Linked DNA regions of Homo sapiens: region 1 is linked to region 2. The links are chromatin contacts, found by Hi-C in ENCODE. All regions are on one chromosome and are shown on one strand. The core of a region is the stretch at or near the end of the contact, and the rest is flanking DNA. Distances in the headings are between cores, read along the strand shown. Region 1 overlaps WLS (Wnt ligand secretion mediator). Region 2 overlaps WLS (Wnt ligand secretion mediator).

Region 1 (5,528 bases), core at 1,601-4,100, 68 kb after region 2:
ACTGGACGTGGTCACATCCTCAGACAAGGTCTGGGATCAAATCAAAGGCACAGCTCTTTACAGTTGAAAAATATTTGGGCCGATGTATTCTACAAGCTTCATTTCTCTTTAGGATTTCTGTAATGTTTTTTAGCCTAAATACAGCCCTCACCCCTGCAGCTGAAAAGCTAAGAATATGTGAAAAGGAAAGTTCCCGTTGCCTTTGTATTAATTGTGTCTTGCCTTTCCATCTCATTTTCTTTGTAGAGGGGTACAACTCACGAATCCCTTCTACAGTATCTGGACTACAGACATTGGAACAGAGCTGGCCGTATCCTTCCTTGATGGGCTCAGGGTTTTATTTCTTCCCCTGGCCACCCAGTCCCCAAGATCATTTTCTAAGGCTCTGCTGATGCTCCCCATATGTACTCAGCCAGGGCTTTGATTCTCAGGCCAATCATAACAGCACAATTAAGGCTAATAATAAGAAGAATTACTGCTTGCTTTCAAGCCTGGGTGAGAGCAGGCAAAATGAGAAGGTCACAGCCTATCCTCACAGCAGAGGGATCCGAGTTGCTAGGCTTACTGCAGCCTGTCTGAATTATCTGTTATACACTGTTTCCTGCAGACTGAAGCATGACTAGCTTTTCCCTGGAGCCATGGAGGTTCATCTCTGGGCCCCTGTGGAAGAGCCTGTTTCTGAAACCACCTATGTGTGAGACTTCTTAAGTGACCTTGGTGTGCTGGCAAATCACACTGCTGCTATTTATTCCTGAGACCAAGTGGAGATAAGGCTAAGGTGATTAGTTCCAGAGAAGTCGCCAAGGCTTCTGGTTGGTTGGCATAAACTCTAAGTCATCTTCATGAAGCAGAAGTGACAGTCTTAGCTTATCCCTTTTAGGATGCTGGATTTAAATATTTTATCTTCCGGAATAGTATGTGAAATGATCTTGGGAGAAAAAGACTCTGCTCTGGAGTGGAGAGAAAGGCTTGGGTTGTATTCTTCCTTGATGGCTCATATCTTGCCACGTGCTAGGGAATATCCTTTGTCTTGCCATGATGTTTATATTGGTTTCTCAGTGTCACAAGAACATTGTGAGCAAACTAAATCAGTAGTATCATTTCCTCAAAGATGAGAGAGAAGCTCTACCCTTCCTCTGTTATGCCCCCACCAAATGTTAGCTGCACAACAAGAAGAATGTTTCTAATGTTAAATCTAGTTCAACTTTTTTAATTTTGTAGATAGGATGGAGTGAGTAAAATTTCAAGTCCTGCAGAAAATAACTATATTCCCTTCATTCCAGGATGATGTTCATTATAGGAAAGAAGGAGAAACTGCATTAGATATTATATTATTTAATGAAATATGCACGCCAAGTTCATACTTATTAAATGCTTTTAAAAATAGACAATTTGGGCCAGGTGTGGTGGCTTATCCCTGTAATCCCAGCTACTCGGGAGGCTGAGGCAGGAGAATCGCTTGAACCTGGGAGGAGGAGGTTGTGGTGAGCCAAGATTGTGCCATCGCACTTCAGCCCGGGCAACAAAAGCAAAACTCTGTCTCAAAAAAAAAAAGGCAATTTGGGCAAAGTTGTAGCAGAAAGGGGTTGGAATCAGGTCATCTGCCTTCCAAGGCAGCTCACGCTATCCTAAGACTTGGTGGTTCTCAGACTGGCTCTAATTGGCAGGTCAGTCTCCCTAGTGGGTCTCAAGTATACTGGCAGCAACCCAGACTCCCACCTGTGCCATGTGTCCTTGAATCCCCATTCTGTTGGACAAGATTTTCTGTGGTGACAGAAGATTGCAAATAGTCCTTCATCCCTGGTTTCACTTTAAGACTTTCAAGCCCATGCCCAGGTCCCCTGCACTGAGCCCCCACGTATCTCCTCTTCAATTATGCCAGAGTATCTCAATCGCATTCTTATAAAACTCCAAGGACTAGCCCAGTGGTTCCCAAACATAGTCATACTTGATGTCCTAGCCCTGGAATATCTGATTCCATATATCTAGGGAGGGACCTGGGGATCTACATTTGAACCCTTCTGGTGATTTTACTGTGGTTTTTCATCTGATCCATAGTGACGAATATATGGTTTATTAGTGCTTCTCAAATTTATTGTGTATACGGATCTCCTGGGGACCTGGTTAAAAGGTAGATTCTGATTCATTAGGTCTAGGGTAGGGCCTAGATTCTTCATTTCTAACAAGCAAGACACCATTTCTTTTCTTACTTGGTTTAGAAAGCAATATTGAACACCTCCCTCTGTGGTACTAATGTGTCAAGAAACCTATCATTGGCATTAGAATATCAGGTTTTAATATTTTATCCCCTTGAAAATTTTCTACATATTTGGAGACAAAACAAGTATTGCCAACAGACCTGGGGAGAAGGGCCTGGACCCGGCTCAACTTGGCCTTGGCTAGCCCGTTGTTTCCTTTACTGGACACGACCAGATGGCCTTCATCATCGTGGCTGGAATCTGCCTCTGCCTCTACTTCCTGTTTCTATGCTTCATGGTATTTCAGGTGTTTCGGAACATCAGTGGGAAGCAGTCCAGCCTGCCAGCTATGAGCAAAGTCCGGCGGCTACACTATGAGGTGGGCAGATTTCTTGGCTCGTTCTGGAACTGGTGCTTGCTTGATCTTTCCACTTGATGTGTAAACACACACACCCTGGAGATAGAAAGCCTTTACTTTGAAATACAAATTGAGAGATTCTCATGTAGGATCTCTGGGCAAAATTAGAGGCCAAATCTTACTCTGAGAAGCATCTAGCTGGCCTAAATCTTGGTGTTTTCTGTGGTACAAATGTGTTTCCATTTTCAGTAATGAATAAACTTGTTCAGCCGGTTCTTCAGCTTGGTGATGGAATGTAGGTTACATACTAGCTGGGAGATTGGACTATGGCATAATTGGGATTTTGTTGGGATGAGGCTTTAGTCAAAGTTCTGTCCCAGAATCAACCCTGTCCTGTAATTAAACAGGGTTTAGCCCACGTGATCTGATTTCCAGACTCTTAACAGGCCACATTCCCCTAAAATATCCAGCAGATGCTCAGACAGAGTTCAGTAATCTCTGTTTATAGATTATGTTCCTCATTCAAGAGAAACACTTAACATCCTCAAATCCCCAATGCAAGCAACACATCCTTGATTTATCAGGGATCCCCTGGGTTCATGCCTAAGTGGCTGTCCTTGGAGAAACAAGCCTAATTCCTGTATGAAAAGAGAAGCAGAAACTACAGAACCTCAGAGTTTTTATATGCAGTAGATCTGCACAGAAGAGCCCCTGAATAATAGGCCTCCCTCTCTGAAACACAGGTTCTCTTAAATCCTGCTCTTAGGAAACCACAGGCACTTTCTAAGGCTTGCCTGTCTCCAGAGCTGGAGTGACATGAGAAAATTCAACCAAATCCACTTCATGTTGATTAATATGCACATTTCTTTTTGTTCACTGGAGCAGAATTTTATTACAACCACAGAAAACTTGGATTTGGTAACTTTGAACCCTTGCAGAGAAGCATAACCAGCTTAGCAGGGAAATTAGCAGCCTCACGACGTGTTGTGAATATAATTTCCCAGGCTCTCGTATCGCTGCTTTATGAGTGATAAGAACATAGGAAATACTTGGCCCAAGAAATTTTCAGCCACACTCACCTCTGCAGAAGAAATATTACTATGGGAAACTATTTTACTGTCATTCTTAGGGATTTGGTTTTACAGATTTCTTTAAAATTAAGCTTTTTATAGATTTACATAGTGAGAAAAGGATTGGTAGCTGATGGAGTATTAAACTACTCTTTCTTTTCTAATAGGGGCTAATTTTTAGGTTCAAGTTCCTCATGCTTATCACCTTGGCCTGCGCTGCCATGACTGTCATCTTCTTCATCGTTAGTCAGGTAAGTGGACCCTGAGATGTCAAGGTGAGAATGTCTCTGCAGAGATCCCTCTACCCTGCACAGAAATTCAATAGAGCCACTGAGGAAAGGAGGAGAGAGGCCATAATTCTGGACAGCTGGTCAAGCCATATTTTTCTGGGTCTTGATATCACCTGGCCAAATGGACTAAATTTTCTCTTTCCGTAAAACCTTGTAGGAGATAAAAGTTTCCAAATAAATTAAAAGCCTACAGCCAGATTGAAGGGCACATATTTTATTTACTTATGAGAAAAACTTATCAAGCCGTGTAGCACAACACTAACAAGCATAAATTTGATTCCATTTTTATCTAGCATTAACATAGATCCTTATACAGTCCATCAGCTATTCCTTGTAATAATTATATTGCCACTTAAATATGAAATGTAATTCAAAAGTCTCTTTGATAGCATCTTGTCTTTTCACTGGTTATTTCCAAAACTCAACATTTTGCTATACTTGAAAATCTCAATAACAATCATTTTAAAATATTCATAACTTGTTTTGAAGGGTGGGAAGTACTGTTTAAATCTAATGTATCTATTATTCATTTGAGCATCACAAAAATCCTACGAGGTAAGTAGGGCAGGAATTGTTATCCTAGCTTGCTAGACTATGATATCTAATAGCTTTGGAGAAAGTTTTCATTTATGTTGCTTCCTAGCTGGATAGGACTGTGGATGGATTACTTAACAGTTCTAAGGTTTAATTTTCTTATCTGCAAAATAAATATTACAATAGAACCACAGAAGGTTGCTGTAATGACTACAGGAAGTAATATTTACAAAGAGGGATGCATTCTGAGAAACGCATCATTATGTGAGTTCCTCATTAAGGGAACATCATAGAGTGTACTTACACAAACCTAGATGGTATAGCTTACTACATACCTAGGCCATATGGTGTAACCTATTGCTCCTAGGCTACAAACCTGTACAGCATGTTCCTCTACTGACTACTGTAGGCAATTGTAACACAATGGTAAGTATTTGTGTATTTCAAACATATCTAAACATAGAAAAATACAGTAAAAATATGATATTATAATCTTACAGGACCACTGTCATACATGTGGTCTGTTGTTGACTGAACCATCATTGTGGCAACCAAATGTAGTTAGCAGAGCACCTGGCACATTGTAAGCATGAGTAGCTGTGTTCTTATGAATAGCAAGAAGCTTGAATGTCTTTCTTGCCAAAGGACATGCAATAAGTTAGAGATCAGAACGCAGTCCTTCTGACTCTTTTGCCAGTGCTTTGTCATTTAGCCAAAATGGAGGATTTCAGTAGTGTAGATAGTGTCTTAGGACACGACTTGCTCCATTCTGCTGGGAAGTTTCCCTAGTACAGGGACTCCTAACCATTTTTGTATATGGACCCCTTTAGCAACCTGAAGAAGGCTACGAGTCTCCTCTTAGAATGGTTTCAAATAAGTAAAATAAAATACTTCGAATTTCAAGGGGAATCATCTCTATATATTATATGTAATATATATTTACAGTGAAACAGATGCTACAGGTATATTACAGATTTATATCTACAACTGTAATTGATGTGAAAATATCATGATTTCTATTGAGAAAATCACAGTAGTACTAACACTATAGGGATTTTTCTACATCCATAATTGAAGT
Region 2 (5,683 bases), core at 2,504-5,003:
AAGCAGGGGGCGGTGGGGGAACCAGACCCCTCTCACAAAGGGGCTGGGTTCCTCCTGACCACCTTGTCAAAGATAAATAAGAGGGGCCCCACAGTTAAGCTGAACAGTTGGAGCAAATTACCAGAGTGTCAGCCCACGTTATCCAAAGCCCAGGGTTATGCTTCCCAAAATAATTACTGAGTAGGTTTTATGTAGGACCCCGGAGTTTTAAGGCATGGGTTTTGTGTGCGTGTGTTCACACCTGCCAATCTGCAGAATTCTTCAGTCAGTTTGGGGTTCTGTTATGGCTTTGTCCATAATCTGTAAGATCATAAACATCACCCCCAGACTATTGATGTTCCCGTTAACCACTGAAGTTTTCCATGGCGAGACTGGTGAAAGCTTGCTCTGTCCTCATGATAAATTAGCTTGTTTATTCCTCTTCTGCTTATTTCTATCCTGCTGTTGGTTAGTGTAATGAAGCAGAAGTCCATTGTATGTGTTCATTGGGTAGCGATCCTCTGGCACCAAAGGGGGTAATTGAGTAGAAAGGCGGAATGCTGTTGGTGCATGGGAGAAGTTAACACCACATGAGGTCACCAGGCTTCAAGCTTTAATCAATGTGGACACAATGCAATTGAGATTGTGAAAAGGGTTTGTTTATAGTGTGAGAGTAAGGGTCAGTAGTTAATTTGAAATGCTGTAGGTGTGTTTTCCTTGAACCAAGAAGGTACAGAGCATGTGTCATAGAGGACTGTAAATATCCTCAAGGGAGGGACGTAATTGGGGTGGGGATTTAAAAAGAAGGGCATTTAAGAACTTCAGTGTACTTCTTATTGCTCCATCCATGTTTTATTGAAATTTTTTGCCATTTTTTAAAATGAGGAGACTGTAGAAGAAAAGTATTTAAGTCCATGGTATAAACGCACAGCCCTACCAACAAAGAACTTTGTCTTTTTCAGCAGTGATTTCCTTTGGGAAGATATTTGGAGTATATAAAATATTGCTAATAGGACCCCTGTATACTAATTCTGAAAGAATGCTCACTCTCAGAAGTTTATATCTTTAGAATCTGTCATTGTTGCGGCTTGAATTAAATAATATGAAAACCATTAACCCTCTACTTGTTCATGCTGCTGCCTTTTTCCATCTCAGGGCTCCAGTCTGTAAAGTGTGCCTGTCTGCTTTTTGGATTAATTTTGGCATCTCCCCCATTATTGTCTAAGTTTCAACAGCTAGAAACACAGCTTCAGCCAATTTGAATGTAGAGAGGGCCTGCCCTTTTGCTGCAGAGAAACTTTGCAAACAAACATCTGGTTTTCTGAAATGACTGCAGGGAAAAGGACATGAGGGTAATGGAGGAGCCAGAGGCTTGCCATGAACTCTCCCATGCTCTGTTGTGTGTTTGTGAAATCTGCGTAATGCACTGATACACCTGATACCTCACATTTGTATAGTGCTTTTATCCTTCTTGAAGGTACTTTAGTAGAAATCATCTTATTTGATCTTCCCAACAACACTCTAAGATAGGCCAGTCCATCAGGGATATTTACATTTTAAACTTATGAAAACTGAGATGGGGAGTAACTGTTTGTGGTATGGTTTATTTGGCAAGGCAGTAGCTATGTTTGTGGAAGGAATAACTCGGGATTTGAATATTAATTGCTACATTATGACAAGTTGAAGAACAAGAAAAAAGAGTAGTTTTAAAAAATATGAACTACTTGTGATAGAAATCACTGTGTATTGGCCAAACATTTCTTTTTGAGCTCTCTTCCAGGACAAGTAAATGACAGTTGTGGTCCATCTTCTTCACCCTCCTCTGTGTAGCAAGCCATTCCCATGAACAGTTGTTGATTCTCTCTTTACATATTTATTCAACACATTTTAGCCTGCTGAGGGTGTCCAGAGTTTTTCTCTTTCCCCGGGTGGAATCTGGGTCTTTAGAACCCCAGGGTAAATCTTAAAGAAGGAACCAGGGAGTGCCTAGGAGATGAGGGTGAAACTAATTTACTGGGTTTAGTTAGTGAATGATGCTATTGTTGCCCACTTTATTAATTCTTTTGTATAGTGCCTTTCTACTTATTTAAGCCATGCTAATAAACATGCATTGAAAGGTTATTTTTAGTGTCAGTATGATAACCCATAGTATGGATAAAATTAAATTGCTCAATCTATTGTTGGACATTTAGAATAATTCCAGTTTAAGGCTATTATAAACAATACTGGAGAAATCTTCTTTGTATTTAAATTCTTATGTACATCCTTTATTATTTCCTTAGTAAATTCACTTTTGTGAATTTATCTTAGGTAAAATGAAATGCACATTTTTAAGGATTTTGATGGTCAGTGATAATCATCATATCACCCATTAGCCAAATCTGGGAATGTCTATCTCTTTGCATGTTAGCCAGTACTGGTGATTACTTTTGTTTAAAAAATGTTTCCCAATGTGCTGATAATATCTTATTCTTTTAATTTACATTTCGTTGATTGATAGTAATGGTAAACCTCTTTTCATGTGCCTACTGGCTACATATATTTTTATATGACTTGCGTGGTTGTTCCTTTCTTTTAATATACTATTTTCAAAGTTGGATCATCCCAGTAATACAACTTCTTGGAGATTAGGAAAAGAAGGAAGATTTATTGGAGAGGATGATTGGTGTTTTTTGGCTGCCTAGTGTTTCGCCTATTTGTTTTGGCAGCAGGATCTGCCTGAATCTCCTTTGTGGAGCATTTTTTTCCCCACTCTCAGTCCATGTGCCTTAAGAGAATCTTCACTTCTGATTCCAGTGATGGACATGTGACCAAGCCAAGCACTAGCCACGGTGGATTTATGCCTCAAGTTAGTCTAATTAGAGTGAATTCTGAGACTTGTGTGGAGGCTACCAGGAAGAGATGTCCTCTCTTTTTCTTACTGAATTTCAACTCACAGAATATAAGCCTGGAATTGTTGGAGTCTTTCCAATGAAGCCTGAGAATGAAGCTAATAAAATACAGGGTGGAATTCAATGACTGTAGAGAAGTGAGATCTGTTGACATAATCTGATTTCTCAAAACAACCACTAGAAGACTGCTTTATCTCTAGATATTTTTCAGTATCATCTTACTAATTTAGTTTTTGCTTAAGTATCTTTGAGCAGGCTTTCCTGTCTCTTACAACCAAAAGAAACTGATACACTTGTTATGCCTTCTTCAGTTTAAAAATAAGTTGGTGGAACCAGATGTGGTGGCTCACACCTGTGGTCCCAGCACTTTGGGAGGCCTGAGGTCAGGAGTTTGAGACTAGCCTGGCTAACATGGTGAAACCCCATCTCTATTAAAAAATACAAAAATTAGCCGAATGTGGTTTCACCTGCCTGTAGTCCCAGCTACTTGGGAGGCTGAGGCAGGAGAATCACTTGAAACTGGGAGGCAGAGGTTGCAGTGAGCCAAGATCACAACACTGCACTCCAGCCTGGGTGACAGTGCGAGACTCCATCTCAAAAAAAAAAAAGGAGTAAGTTGGTGGAGGCCACTGCTGCATTGCAGAGTGTATTTGGACAGTTAGCTTATTTTGATGAAATAAGTCCTCTGTAACAATTAAAGAATAAAATAAGTTATGGAACCAACCTCTGTTAGGCAGCTCCTCTAACTAGAGCAGTATTGGAAATGGGGTGTGTGTGTGTGTGTGTGTGTGTGTGTTCAGAGATCACTGTTGAGCACCAAGTTGCTGGTGAAGATCATTAGTGACAATTCCTGGAACTTGGCCAGGCTGCTGGCTTTGAAGCAAAGCTCATTGCAACACGGGTTCCTGCTGGGCTGGATGTCTGTGTGAAATGGATGGCAACAGGATGTCCCAGCAGCTGAAATGAAGATCCTGAAGGCAGAAGAGAAGCTTTAATGACTGCCCAAGCCGAGCAGTAGTGCTGGGGATGGTTGGGAAATTCAGTAGATGTTATGATGACTCGAGGTTTCTTTGGGACATCTAGAAGGCTGTGAGGCCGAGGAAGCAATGAGCAGCACACGTTGCTACAAGTTCTGAACTAGGTTAGCCATGGGCTACAGAAGGAGTAAACACATGGATTTTGCCCTCCAGCAACTTAAATTTGGGAAGACAAGATCCATAAAATAAGACAGTTTGTTGTTAAGGGCTAAGGGATCTAGGCATTTTTTAGATCAGATAATTTTTTTTTTTGATACATGGGGGTTTGGTATGGGCCTTTAAAGTATGGGACAGCCATCTGAAATACAACTTGATGTGCATAATCCAAGGCAAGATTCATCTCACTCAAGGTGCCAAATTAATAATGAACTTAATACAGAAAGCCATGAGCAGAGTATCAAGAGTTCTGGCTCTAGCCCCATTTATCTCTTTGGTATATCATTGAATCCCTCATGCTTCCTCGTCTTTCCTTTTTTTTTTTTTTTTTTTTGGAATGAAGTTTCGCTCTTGTTGCCCAGTCTGGAGAGCAATGGCGCAATCTCAGCTCACTGCAACCTCTGCGTCCCGGGTTCAAGTGATTCTCCTGCCTCAGCCTCCTGAGTAGCTGGGATTACAGGCGCCTACCACCATGCCTGGCTAATTTTTGTATATTTAGTAGAGACGGGGTTTCACCATGTTGACCAGGCTGGTCTTGAACTTCTGACCTCAGGTGATCCACCTGCCTCGGCCTCCCAAAGTGCTGGGATTACAGACATGAGCCACCACGCCCGGCTTTACTTCCTCTTGTCTTTCTAAATGGACCTGGTAATGCTTTCCCTTGGCAAATAAAAACAGAGGCATGTCTTTCCTCAAAGCCAAGTATGGTTGGGCTTTTCCACCCATTTCTTTTCTTCCTTATTAAAGGCACTAAAATAAATCTTCAGACATGTTAGGTTACCTATCATTAGAAATTTATTTTAGATGATCATTAAGGTATATCTTAGCGCTTAGCTAAATTCTGAAGAATACAAAGAGGCACGAGAGATGATAATCTGTTCATCTGTGGTGTTATTGAAATAAAGCACTGGATGTTAAATTAGTGAGTTGAGATCTCAGTATGGGAATCTACCACTTGCCAGCTATGAGACCTAGTCTTGCTTTTACTGTCTCATCTGTAACCTACTATAGATCTGAAAGCTTAAATAAGATAATTATATGAAGGCATTTATCTTTTGGATTATACCAAAAACAGATAAGGTGGAACTATTTAGCTGAGTAGACAGGCAATGACATATATAAAAACATCATTAATAAAATAGAGCAGTGTAAGATGAAAATATTAGGTAATATTATTTGAGTACTTAGTATGTACCAGGCAATGTATTAAGTATTTTATGTGCATTATGTCAACTCCCGATCTGGTAGTGTTGGAACTAAAATCTTCATCTAACTTGCTATTTTTATGTTTAAAGGTCTAGAGAAATTGAAGGATCCTTAAAGCACTGATTTGGACCTCCTTAACTTGTTAATTGTATTTTCTTTTAAAACCCTTTGTTCTAAAAGTAATGGAATTTGGGGGATAAAACCTGGAGGTGGCTGTGAATTGACCAGAAGGTTTACAAGTACCCATAAGGGCTGGCATTGTGTTAGACATTGTGGGCAAATTCATTCAGCTCTGGGACTCCATCTGTATTTCCCTTCGTGAACTCTTTTGCTGAATGTCCCATCATCCTTTGTCGAGATGAGGTCCTGTTCATCCTGTCTGCTTTCACAACATAAATGTTTTAGGAACTCTCC

Evidence for each region. Hi-C counts contacts between places; a loop is a spot of excess contacts on that map.
Region 1: a loop to region 2 is called in a map of heart right ventricle, with 3 times the contacts of the local background. The contact joins two enhancer-like sites. A Hi-C loop is called at or near these places in 4 of 168 maps with a recorded cell type or tissue (breast epithelium, heart right ventricle and right cardiac atrium) and 1 of 37 single-sample maps with no recorded cell type.

The regions. Positions count from the first base shown.
Region 1 is chr1:68,142,918-68,148,445 of GRCh38, reverse strand. It overlaps WLS (Wnt ligand secretion mediator), which reads left to right. Exons shown (of 12, transcript NM_024911.7): 8 at 247-310; 9 at 2,434-2,577; 10 at 3,794-3,877. The region is part of intron 9 of GNG12-AS1 (GNG12, DIRAS3 and WLS antisense RNA 1); the gene reads right to left. Among named protein-coding and RNA genes, the nearest start is that of MIR1262, 38 kb to the left of the region's middle. RefSeq lists an enhancer at 1-721. Within about 2 kb of position 2,850, at least 7 of the 41 ENCODE cell types and tissues checked have a DNase peak (open chromatin) inside an H3K27ac peak, as active enhancers do; they include breast epithelium, where a contact is called at or near this core.
Region 2 is chr1:68,212,166-68,217,848 of GRCh38, reverse strand. The region is part of intron 1 of WLS (Wnt ligand secretion mediator); the gene reads left to right. Among named protein-coding and RNA genes, the nearest start is that of WLS, 18 kb to the left of the region's middle. Within about 2 kb of position 3,753, at least 13 of the 41 ENCODE cell types and tissues checked have a DNase peak (open chromatin) inside an H3K27ac peak, as active enhancers do; they include breast epithelium, where a contact is called at or near this core.